Regions from separate parts of the Homo sapiens genome. Here region 2 is linked to region 1. Evidence: chromatin loops called from intact Hi-C (ENCODE). Cell type or tissue: PC-9. All regions are shown on one strand. Each heading gives the region's core, and the rest is flanking DNA. Links, peaks and the distances in the headings are about the cores only.

Region 1 (5,382 bases), core at 97-5,096:
GTGTGCTCCAAAATCTCTGGGGCCAGGGCCCAGTAACCTGCATGTTTAACAAGCAATTTTGCTACTTTTGCAAGTGTTCAACCACTGAGGAAAAAGATTGTATGTTATTTGTCAACATAGACCTCTTTAAAAATCATCCCCAGAGTGAGAAGCTGCCAGATTTCTAGTATATTTGGAATTCTCATTTCAAGGGAAGTATTTTAATTTTATAAGGTGCAAGGACCAAGAAGCAGATGATTCAAATTTCAGATTATTAAATTATTAAAGAATAATAGATTATGTTTTATAATTTGACAAAAGTTTTTAAAAAATTTTTAATAAAAAATAAAAACAACTCTTTTTGGCATCTCTTATATCCCATTTTACAAATGTAACAACTGAGACTTAAAGACAAAATGTATGAGCTGTTTAAATATAAATTTTTTTATTTTTATTTTTGTATTTTTTTGAGATGGAGTCTTGCTTTGTTGCCAGGCTGGAGTGCAGTGATGCAGTCTCGGCTCACTGCAACCTCTGCCTCCTGGGTTCAAGTGATTCTCCTGCCTCAGCCTCCCAAGTAGCTGGGACTACAGGCATGCGCCACCATGCCCAACTAATTTTTTTGTAATTTTTAGTAGAGATGGGTTTCACCATATTGGCCAGGATGGTCTTGATCTTCTGACTTCATGATCCGCCTGCTTTGGCCCCCCAAAGTGCTGGGATTTAAATATAAAATATTTTAAAGAGTGATTTACATCCATGTCTGTTATCGCATGAGTAAAAGAGCTAGCTTTTATTTTATTTTATTTTTTATTTTATTTTTTGAGACAAGAGTCTTGCTCTGTCACCCAGGCTGGAGTGCAGTGGCGCAATCTTGGTTCACTGCAACCTCAGCTTCCCAGGTTCAAGCAATTCTCCTGCCTCGGCCTCCTGAGTAGTTGTGATTACAGGTGCCTGCCACCACGCCTGGCTAATTTTTGTATTTTTAGTAGAGACGGGGTTTCACCGTGTTGGCCAGGCTGGTCCCGAACTCCTGGCCTCAAGTGATCCTCCCGCTTTGGCCTCCCAAAGTGCTGGGATTACAGGTGTGAGCCACCGTGCACGGCCTAGGGCCAACTTTTATACGTTAAAACATGTACCTCTTTACATCTACCTTTTATTACAAGCACAAAGTGCTTAACATACACTATTCCTGAATCCTTCAATAACCGTACAAGTTTTATTCTCCCAATTTTACAAATGAGCTCTGAGGCTCAGAGAGTTTAAGCAACTTTCCCAAGATTGACACAGTTAGTGATAAAGCCAGGAGTCTAACCCAAAGGTTTCCCCTTTACCAACTGCATGCATTATTGCTGAGGGACACCATTGCAGAAAAGACGTGTCCTTTTTTATATTTTGAAGTATTCCAAGTATAATGAGACAAAAATATAGACATAAAAAGGTGAAAAATGTTTTGTTAAAGTGGGTGCATCTGTTATGCAAACACATACAGGGTAGTTTACATAGTATAACTTTTAAAATCTTTAAGAATGATAGTGTATACAGAGTCTTAATTGAAAGTTTAGATGAGATAATATTTCTAAAGGACAAACAGCATTGTCTTGTTTTCTTCTCTTGCCCCTGCTTTCAAAGTCAGAAATAAGATTGAGTATCATTATTTTCTCACCTATTTAAAATATGGCTTAGGGGACCACGTGGTCAATGGAAAGTTAACCAGACCTAGAATTTACTTTTCAATATCTCTAGGAGGCCTGTTGACATAATCAGGATGAGGAATTAACAATTAATTAGCGTTGATTATGACCCTCTTCACGAAACAACACGTTGCTATGGGCTGAATGTTGGAGTCCTCCGCTCCCCCACAAAATTCATAAGCTTAAATTTAGTCCCCAGTGCAATAGTATTAAGAGGTGGGTCTGGCTGGGTGTGGTGGCTCACTCCTGTAATCCCAGCACTTTGGGAGGCTGAGGCGGGCCAATCACCTGAGATCAGGAGTTTGAGACCAGCCTTGCCAACATGGTGAAACCCTGTCTCTACTAAAAATACAAAAATTAGCCGGGCGTGGTGGCAGGCGCCTGTAGTCCCAGCTACTCGGGAGGCTGAGGCAGGAGAATCGCTTGAACCCGGGAGGCAGAGGTTGCAGTGAGCTGAGATTGCGCCATCACACTCCAGCCTGGGGGATAAGAGAGAGACTTTGTCTCAAAAAAAAAAAAAAAAAAAAAAAGGACGTGGGTCTTTTGGAAGCCATTAAGTCATGAGAGGTCCACCCTCATGAATGGGACTAGTACCCTTAAAAAGAAGAGAAAGAAGTGCGTTTGCTCCTTCTGTCATTCTGCCATGCAAAGATGTAGCAAGAAGGTGCCATCTATGAGGAACAGATCTTTACCAGATGCTGAATCTGCTTCTGCCCTGAGCTTTAACTTCCCAGTCTCCAGAACTGTTTCAAATACATTTCTGTTGCCTAGACTAGGTAATTTATAAGGCATTTTGTTATAATAGCAGGAATAGACTAAGAAACATATCTTATTCAGAAAAGCTTTGAAAAAATTACTTGAAACAAAAAGTTTAGTGAAGTTGAATGTTTGACCTGGTAATACAGGTGGACCATGATCTCATATTAGCAAATGTTTTTCATACCTATCATTATTATTTGGGGCTTGTGAGTTTCTGACTTATTTCTTATGTTATCCCTCATATTACACATACCTCCGTAGTTTTAAATGGTCTTTCAGGCCAATGAATATAAATAAATATTATGAGATGAGGTGAGGTGGTTAGCAGTGACTTCACATTAATTGGTTTTAATCAAACCCAAGGAAATTGGGGTGAGGTGAGGTGAGGTGGTTAGACAAGCCTTGGCAAAGAATTCAGGAAACAAAAAATTAGGGACAAATTGTTAAAGACAAAAATCTAGGACCCAAAGAAAATACAAATTCTTTTCAGTGTATCAGGCACCTTTGACCAGGAGGTGGCAGCAGTGGAAGCAAGAACGTCTAGAAACAAAGTATCCTGGGGCAAATACCAACACTATTGAAACCACTTTTGCAAAATTATAACTGAGGAAATGATGACAGTGAAAGAAATCAGATCTAACTGTCTCTGTCTTGCTTCTAACCTTTAAGCTGTCCTTGTTCATTCCTGGGCACAGGTCAAACTAACTTTGAGAAGGAATTCAGTTCATGGTTTGACTCTGAAACAAAATTGATAACAGCCCTTTCCCAAAAAGACCCCCTTCTTGCCTGGGGACCAGTCTGCCTTTGCTGGACTAACTTAGCTACAAGATTGAAAATTACAGTTTAGGGGTCATACAATCTCTGGTTCCAAGAGTCTGAACCTTCCCAAATTGCTCCTGGGGATAACATCACTATTATAAAACCTAAGATCAGTGCTTGAGATATTTTGCAGACCCTGCACTTGACGGATCAGCTGACACCACACAGACTGGTAATCTGGCTCAACCAGTTCTGCCATCACACACAGGAGCAGAAGACAGCAAGAAAAACTCACTTCAACCCCCTATGATTCCATCTCCACCCTGACCAATCAGCACTCCCCTCTTCCCAAGCCCTTACCCACCAAATTATCTTTAAAAACTCTGATCCCTGAATGCTCAGGGAGACTGATTTGAGTAGTAATAAAACTCTGGTCTCCGGCACAGCCGGCTCTGGTGAATTACTCTTTCTCCATTGCAATTCCCCTGTCTTGATAAATCGGCTCCGCCTAGGCAGAGGGAAAGGTGAACCCACTGGGCAGTTATACGGTCTCAAAAGCTCCTGAATCACCAAAGGCTTCTGGCTGATAAGGAGGCCTTTAGAAGGTGCCACTTCCCTGAAGTGATGCCAGGCTCCTCCCATTCAGCATCCAAAAGAGGAGTCCAAGTACCAAAGTCAAAGGTTAGGAGTTTTAAGTAGATGTTACTAAGCCTTAGTAACAAAGAATCTCTCAAAAGTCAGCGCAGTTGATATAAAAAAAAAAAATCAACAAGAATTAACAGAGACACCGAACCACCTTAATAACAATTGAAAGATGAACTAGGATTTAAGCCACAAGTCACAGAACAGAAAAAAAAGCAAATCTGACTGGGAACCAAAGTTGTTGATACAATGGCTAGTGCCAGTGGTCTAGGCTGGGCTTCTGGTTCACCCGTTACTAAGGCAGTGGTGGGAAGCAGACCACCAGGCCTCCAGGGAGGATGAGGGTCTGGGCTAGGAGGTGTTTGGACAATGGAAAACCATCAGGTATTTGGAGGGTAGTCCACTTTCCAGGGCTATACGAAGGTGTCTGTGGAGTGGTTAAAATCTAATGGTATTGTTCACAAATGTCCCCTTCCTTGCCAATTAGCTGTTTAAGTAAATAGTAATGAGGACTGAAACAGGGGTGTCAATGAGGCCCATGAATGATCTTCCCAGTATCTTGAAGATGTGGGAAAGACTTCATCACTGCAAGAGGGAGAGATACTGCAGTAAGAAGTTCACTTCTAATACAATGCCTTACAATCTGGGTTGTGCTTTTTTTTTTTTTTTTTTTTTTTTAAAGCATGGCTTGATCTCAAAACTATCTAGAACTGCCTGTAGTTCCTCTAGACAACTCTACACCAGGGATGGTGGTTGGAGCCCTAAGTACCTAGGAACAATGAAAGTGGAGAAATGAGGTCAAACTGTATTCATGGAAGAAAAAAGCTGAGATCTTTTGTTTGCTTTTCTAAACAAAAACACTTAGATTTGAGAGATCCATTTGCATTTCCTGAGGGAAAATGTGCTCCAGAAGCATTACTTCTATTAGCCATATTTTTGGGGTTTCATAAGCAGGGTTAAGACCAAAATGTATTGGGTTGTCCATCTAGGCCAGAGTCCAGGATCAAGTGAGACTCAGTCATCCTTCTTTTAAGTTATGGGAGATGGTGGTCAGCATGCAATACACAGCAGTGCCTCAGGGCAGCCCTGCTTGGTCCAGACAGTCCTCTTTTATATCAGGATCCAAGCTCATACTCTCCTGTTTGGGTCAGGTTTGGAACAAATGCTTAGCAGAGATGGTCCTGAGGTAGAGGATGACAGGCAAGCAACACCAGAGTACTCCAGTTCTATTTTTGATACAAATGAGACAAGAAAGCCTCCAAGGAAGTCTGATATATGGAAATTCCTGAAGGATTTGGGTTCCAGACTTTGATCACCTAGAAGGCCCTAAAGCCATGGAATACATGACGAGAACACCTTTTGCTCTCAAAACGCCGAAGTAGGGACTGGTCTCCAAACTGAAAGCCATAGAAGTAATAGCCTTCAAAGGACCTAGAAAAGCCACAGTCCATGGAAGTGACAGGCTTCAAAGGAAGGCCCAACTCTCAGGTGTACCAGGTTAGAGTTGGGCTATGCCAAACCCAATAAGAAATACTAAGAGAGGTGTGCA
Region 2 (5,382 bases), core at 219-5,218, 320 kb after region 1:
AATAAAAATACTTATTATTATTACTATATTAAGTGCTTACCATGTATCAAATATTATCTCCATTTATAGAACAGGAAACTGGGGCTTAAAGAGGTCATATAACGGTGGACGGTGAGCAGGAAAAAAAAAAATTTAAGAAAAAAATTTATGGCTGGGCTTGGCGGCTCACGCCTGTGATCCCAGCACTTTGGGAGGCCGAGGTGGGTGGATCACTAAGTCAGGAGTTCAAGACCAGCCTGGCCAAGATGGTGAAACCAGGTCTCTACTAAAAATACAAAAATTGCCGAGCGCGGTGACTCAAGCCTGTAATCCCAGCACTTTGGGAGGCCAAGGTGAGTGGATCATGAGGTCAGGAGATGGAGACCATCCTGGCTAACACGGTGAAACCCCGTCTCTACTAAAAATACAAAAATTAGCCGGGCGTGGTGGTGGGCGCCTATAGTCCCAGTTACTCTGGAGGCTGAGGCAGGAGAATGGCAGGTGAACCCAGGAGGCGGAGGAGCTTGCAGTGAGCCGAGATCATGCCACTGGCCTCCAGCCTGGGCAACAGAGCCAGCCTCTGTCTCAAAAAAAAAAAAAAACAAAAAAACAAAAATTAGCTAGACATGGTGGCAGGTGCCTGTAATCCCAGCTACTCGGGAGGCTGAGGCAGAGAATTGCTTGAACCCGGGAGGCGGAGGTTGCAGTGAGCCAAGATTGCACCACTGCATTCCAGCCTGAGCAACAGAGTGAGACTGTCTCAAAAAAAAAAGGAAAAAAAAAGAAAAAAATTTACCTAGTTAATAAGTGATAGATTGAAACCCACATTTGCTAACTCCAGAGTCTGGGCTCTTAAATGCAGACATGTATGGTCTCCAGATAGAGTTGAATAGAAGGTGCTTTGGAAGTAGAAAAGAAGAATCTCTTGGCCAGGTGCAGTGGCTCACGCCTGTAATCCCAGACTTTGGAAGCCTGAGGTGGATGGATCATTTGAGGCCAGGATTTCAAGACCAGCCTGGCCAATATGGTGAAATCCCATCTCTACTAAAAATACAAAAATTAGCCAAGCGTGATGGCACATACCTGTAATCCCAGCTACTGGACAGGCTGAGGCATGAGAATTGCTTGAACCCAGAAGGCAGAGTTTGCAATGAGCTGAGATCGTGACACCTCACTCCAGCCTGGGCGACAGAGTGAGACTCTGTCTCAAAAAAAGAAGAAAGAGAAGGAGATGGAGAAGAAGCTCTTGAGGCTGAGTGGCAAGAGACAGTATAGAGTGAGTGAAAGGGGATCAAGAATGACTTTATTGACAAGATGGCAAAAGCAGCTCCTTAAAAAGTAGGAATTTGGGGCTGGGCGCGGTGGCTCACACCTGTAATCCCAGCACTTTGGGAGGCCAAGGCAAGTGGATCACCTGAGGTCAGGAGTTCAAGACCAGCCTGACCAATGTGGTGAAACCCCGTCTCTACTAAAAATACAACAATTAGCCGGGTGTGGTGGCAGGTGCCTGTAATCCCAGCTACTCAGGAGGCTGAGACAGAAGAATTGCTTGAATGCAGAAGGTGGAGCTTGCAGTGAGCCAAGATCGTGCCACTGTACTCCAGCCTGGGCAACAGAGTGAGACTCTGTCTCAAAATAAAATAAAATAAAATAAAATAGAATAAAAGAAAATAAAGGTAGGAATTTGGTAGACAGCCAAGGAGATAGAAAGGACATTACAGGCAAAAAGGAGAGGAACTTCAAACACATGGGATATGGCTGGCTCACAGAGGGCACATGGAGATGCAGTGAAAGAAGAGGTCATAGAGGTCGCAGGCACATGCCATAAAGCACTTGATGCCTCCTGAGGAGCTGCAGCACCTGGAAGCATGGGAATGCCACCATCATTCTGTCACTAATGTGTGTTATACAAAGGAGGGGGCAGAAACACTAGTTAGGAGGCAATTGTAATAGTCCAGGCAAAAGATGATGAGAGCCTGAGTTAAGAATGAAGTGAAGGGGACACGGTTGAACATATGTAGGAAATAGAATCAACACGGTTTAGTGCTGACTGGATGCCATGGGTAGAGAGGATGGAGGCATCTAGGCTAAGTCCCTGGCTTCTGACTAAGGCAACTGCATGAAGGATGAATTATTCCTTTTAAAGACTGTAGGGACCAGGTGCAGTGGCTCACACCTGTAATCCCAGCACTTTGGGAGGCCGAGGTGGACGGATTACTTGAGGTCAGGAGTTAGAAACAAGCCTGGCCAACATGGTGAAACCCCATCTCTACTAAAAATACAAAAATTAGCTGGGTGTGGTGGCGTGCACCTGTAATCCCAACTACTTGGGAGGCTGAGGTAAGAGAATGGCTTGAACCCAGGAGACAGAGGTTGCAGCGAGCCAAGTTCGCGCCACTGCACTCCAGTCTGGGTGACAAGCGAGACTGCATCTCAAAAAAAAAAAAAAAAAAAAAAAAAAAGACTGTAGGGAGAGGAGCAGATCTAAAATGGAAAATAACAAATTATACATTGAACTTTTTGTGTTTGGGTACCTCTAAGACATCTGGATGGAGATATCTAGCAAATGTCTGCCACTCAGAAGTGATTTATTAATATTTACTAATATAAAATTAATTTAACCCGTCCAAATGTACAATATTATTTTACTAATTCACAAAACATTGTTTTATATAGGCAAAAACAGAGGTATAGATTTAACAGCTTGCACCAGTGGACATAATCATGCAACTAATCCACAACAGATCCTGGTGGTGAATGCTAGGCTGACTCCAAATCTCAGACTCCATTAGACTGTACTGCCTCCATGTGTATACTTCTGCAATAGCAGAAGGAAAATTAAGTCACCTACTTCACTGTTTTAGGCAACTCTGTAGGAATTCAAACATTTGGAGGCCAAAAGCAACCCAATGGAACAGATTCTTAGGTTTATGAAACTGAGAAACTTTTTGGGAGCTCTACCATAGTCTGGTATTTCCCAGAACAAAACCTCAACTAACAATAATAATCTCTGTAGGACAGAAAAAATAGTTTTTTAGGCTGAGAATGGTGGTTCATGCCTTTAATCCCAGTATTTTGCGGGGCCGAGGCAGGAGGATGACTTGAGCCCAGGAGTTCAAAGTTGCAGTGAGCTGTGAATGCGCCACTGCCCTCCAGCCTGAGTGATGGAGCGAGACTTTGACTCTTAAAAGAAAAAATAGTTATTCAATAATCTGAAAGAACTTTATTCTTAGCTTTATTAAGTTATCAAGAAGTAATGGACCAGTCGGGAACAAGGGCTAGAAGTAAAATGTAATTACTTGCTATACCATCTTCCCATAGTCTTTAGTGAAAAGCACTAAAGGCCTGAATTTCTCTAGTATTAATAAAAATGAAAGCACTTTTAAGCATTATAGTCAGCATACTCCTAAGATTAGGGGAAAACACCAAGACAATTATGATCTTTCTAAACTTTGGGGGAGTAGACTCACATAAGTTCTGCAAAATATAATTAGCACTTACCCATTCAGACAAAGAAAGAAATGCACCTCCTTTATTTATTTATTTTTCCTTTATTTTTTATTTATTTATTTTTTTCTGAGATGGAATCTCGCTCCGTCACCCAGGCGGGAGTGCAGTGACATGATCTCGGCTCAGTGTAACCTCCACCTCCCCGGCTCAAGCGATTCTCTTGCCTCAGCTTCCCCAGTAGCTGGGATTACAGGCACCCACCACTATGCCCAGCTAATTTTTTTGTATTTTAATAGAGACAGGGTTTTCACCATGTTGGCCAGGCTGGCTTCGAACTCCTGACCTCAAGTGTTCTGCCAGCCTTGACCTCCCAAACTGCTAGGATTACATGTGTGGGCCACTGTGCCCAACTTTTTTTTTTTTTCAGACGGAGTCTTGCTCTGTTGCCCAGGCTGGAGTGGAGTGGCCCGATCTCGGCTCACTATAACCTCTGTCTCCCAGGTTCAAGTGATTCTCAAGCCTCAGGCTTCCGAGTAGCTGGGATTACAGGCATGCACCATCACACCCAGCTAATTTTGTAGTATTAACAGAGACAGGGTTTTGACATGTTGGCCAGGCTGGTCTCAAACTCCTGACCTCAAGTGATCCATTTACCTTGGCCTCCCAAAGTGTTGGGATTACAGGCATGAGCCACCATGCCCAGCCACCTCCTTTCTTTAAAAACAGACACCACAGAACTCCAAAAGGGGAGAATAATTATGAGAAGGGAAAAGACAGAAATAGAATGCACTGATCTAGGGCTTTAAAAATCAGATACTTTACCTTTTTACACTTGAAAAGGAGAAAGAGGTTGCACAAATTGTAAGTGAGGTAACTGGGATTTGAACCCAAGTACTAAAACCTACCTCTGTCTTCAAATCTCATATTCTTTTTTTCTTATTTTTGTGGGTATATAATAGGTGCATATATTTAATTTCATACCGTTAATCACCCTGTTTTCTGCTTTTCAATTAAGAAGATTAGGCATATTCTTCCAAAACCACAAGTCAAATGTCTGTATGCCTTCCACCAGTCATCATTTGGAGAAGGTGTTTTTCTCAAAAGCAAAATCCTAAGTGAGGGGAAATCTAAGGTACAGGCCACTTACCTTTTCATTCATTCATTCAATCATTAAGTTCTGAGTGCTTACTCTGTGTCAGACACTGTCCCCGTACTACATATATATAGCATGGAAGATGGGGTGGGGAAATGAGCAAATAAATAATACATAGGAAGACTACTGGATAGTTATAAGCGCTAGTGGTAGAAAGGGAGGAGTGGGAAAGCAGAAATTGATAATAATAACCCTGAACTTGAAAACAGAAGCACTAAGTACTAGCTTGGTTTTGCCACACACTAGAGTTTGGTGCTTGGGCAATTCACCTCACTCCCTTAGATCTTAGTTCATCACACATCAAATAAGTCATTTTGAAACATATTGTACTGAGCAGATGTGTTTATATTTGTTCCTTTCCAAAATCCCAGTGAGTAATAGTAAACAAATTAACAACAACAACAACAAAAGAGACTTAAACCCACAAAGACAACAGAAGAAAAGACAACAGTAGACAAGGATGTCAACCACATTTTGGAAGAGACAAGTAATCAAACACATGGCAACTGACAGTGGAAATGAGGAAGCTGAAGCCTCCTGTGGAAAGTCGGAAGCCAAAACAACCCACCAGAGAGAACAAAATGAACTCAGAGCAAACATAGACTAAGCAGGGACTAAAGGAAAACTTCGAAGATAATAATTAATATCATGAAACAAGAAGAGCACAGTGTACAAAGAAAATAATCAGAGAGCAACAACAAAAACAACAAAAAACTGGCTGGGTGTGGTGTTTTACATCTGTAATCCCAGCACTTTGTGAGACCAAAGTGGGAAGATTGCTTGAGCCCAGGAGTTAAAGA

What was found. Peaks named below come from ENCODE experiments on the same cell type or tissue, not always from the same donor. Only the 100,000 strongest peaks of a DNase experiment are listed, where the experiment ranks them.
Region 2: a loop joins it to region 1, with 13 times the contacts of the local background. A loop is called at or near these places in 32 of 110 quality-filtered maps.

What each region holds. Positions count from the first base shown.
Region 1 is chr11:107,573,737-107,579,118 of GRCh38, forward strand. No RefSeq gene overlaps it. Among named protein-coding and RNA genes, the nearest start is that of ALKBH8, 11 kb to the left of the region's middle. In PC-9, for the core only: CTCF peaks have their summits at 1,457, 2,956 (motif pointing right) and 3,155; no DNase peak of the experiment used is centred there.
Region 2 is chr11:107,895,694-107,901,075 of GRCh38, forward strand. No RefSeq gene overlaps it. Among named protein-coding and RNA genes, the nearest start is that of RAB39A, 30 kb to the right of the region's middle. In PC-9, for the core only: a CTCF peak has its summit at 2,778; a DNase peak (open chromatin) is centred at 2,778.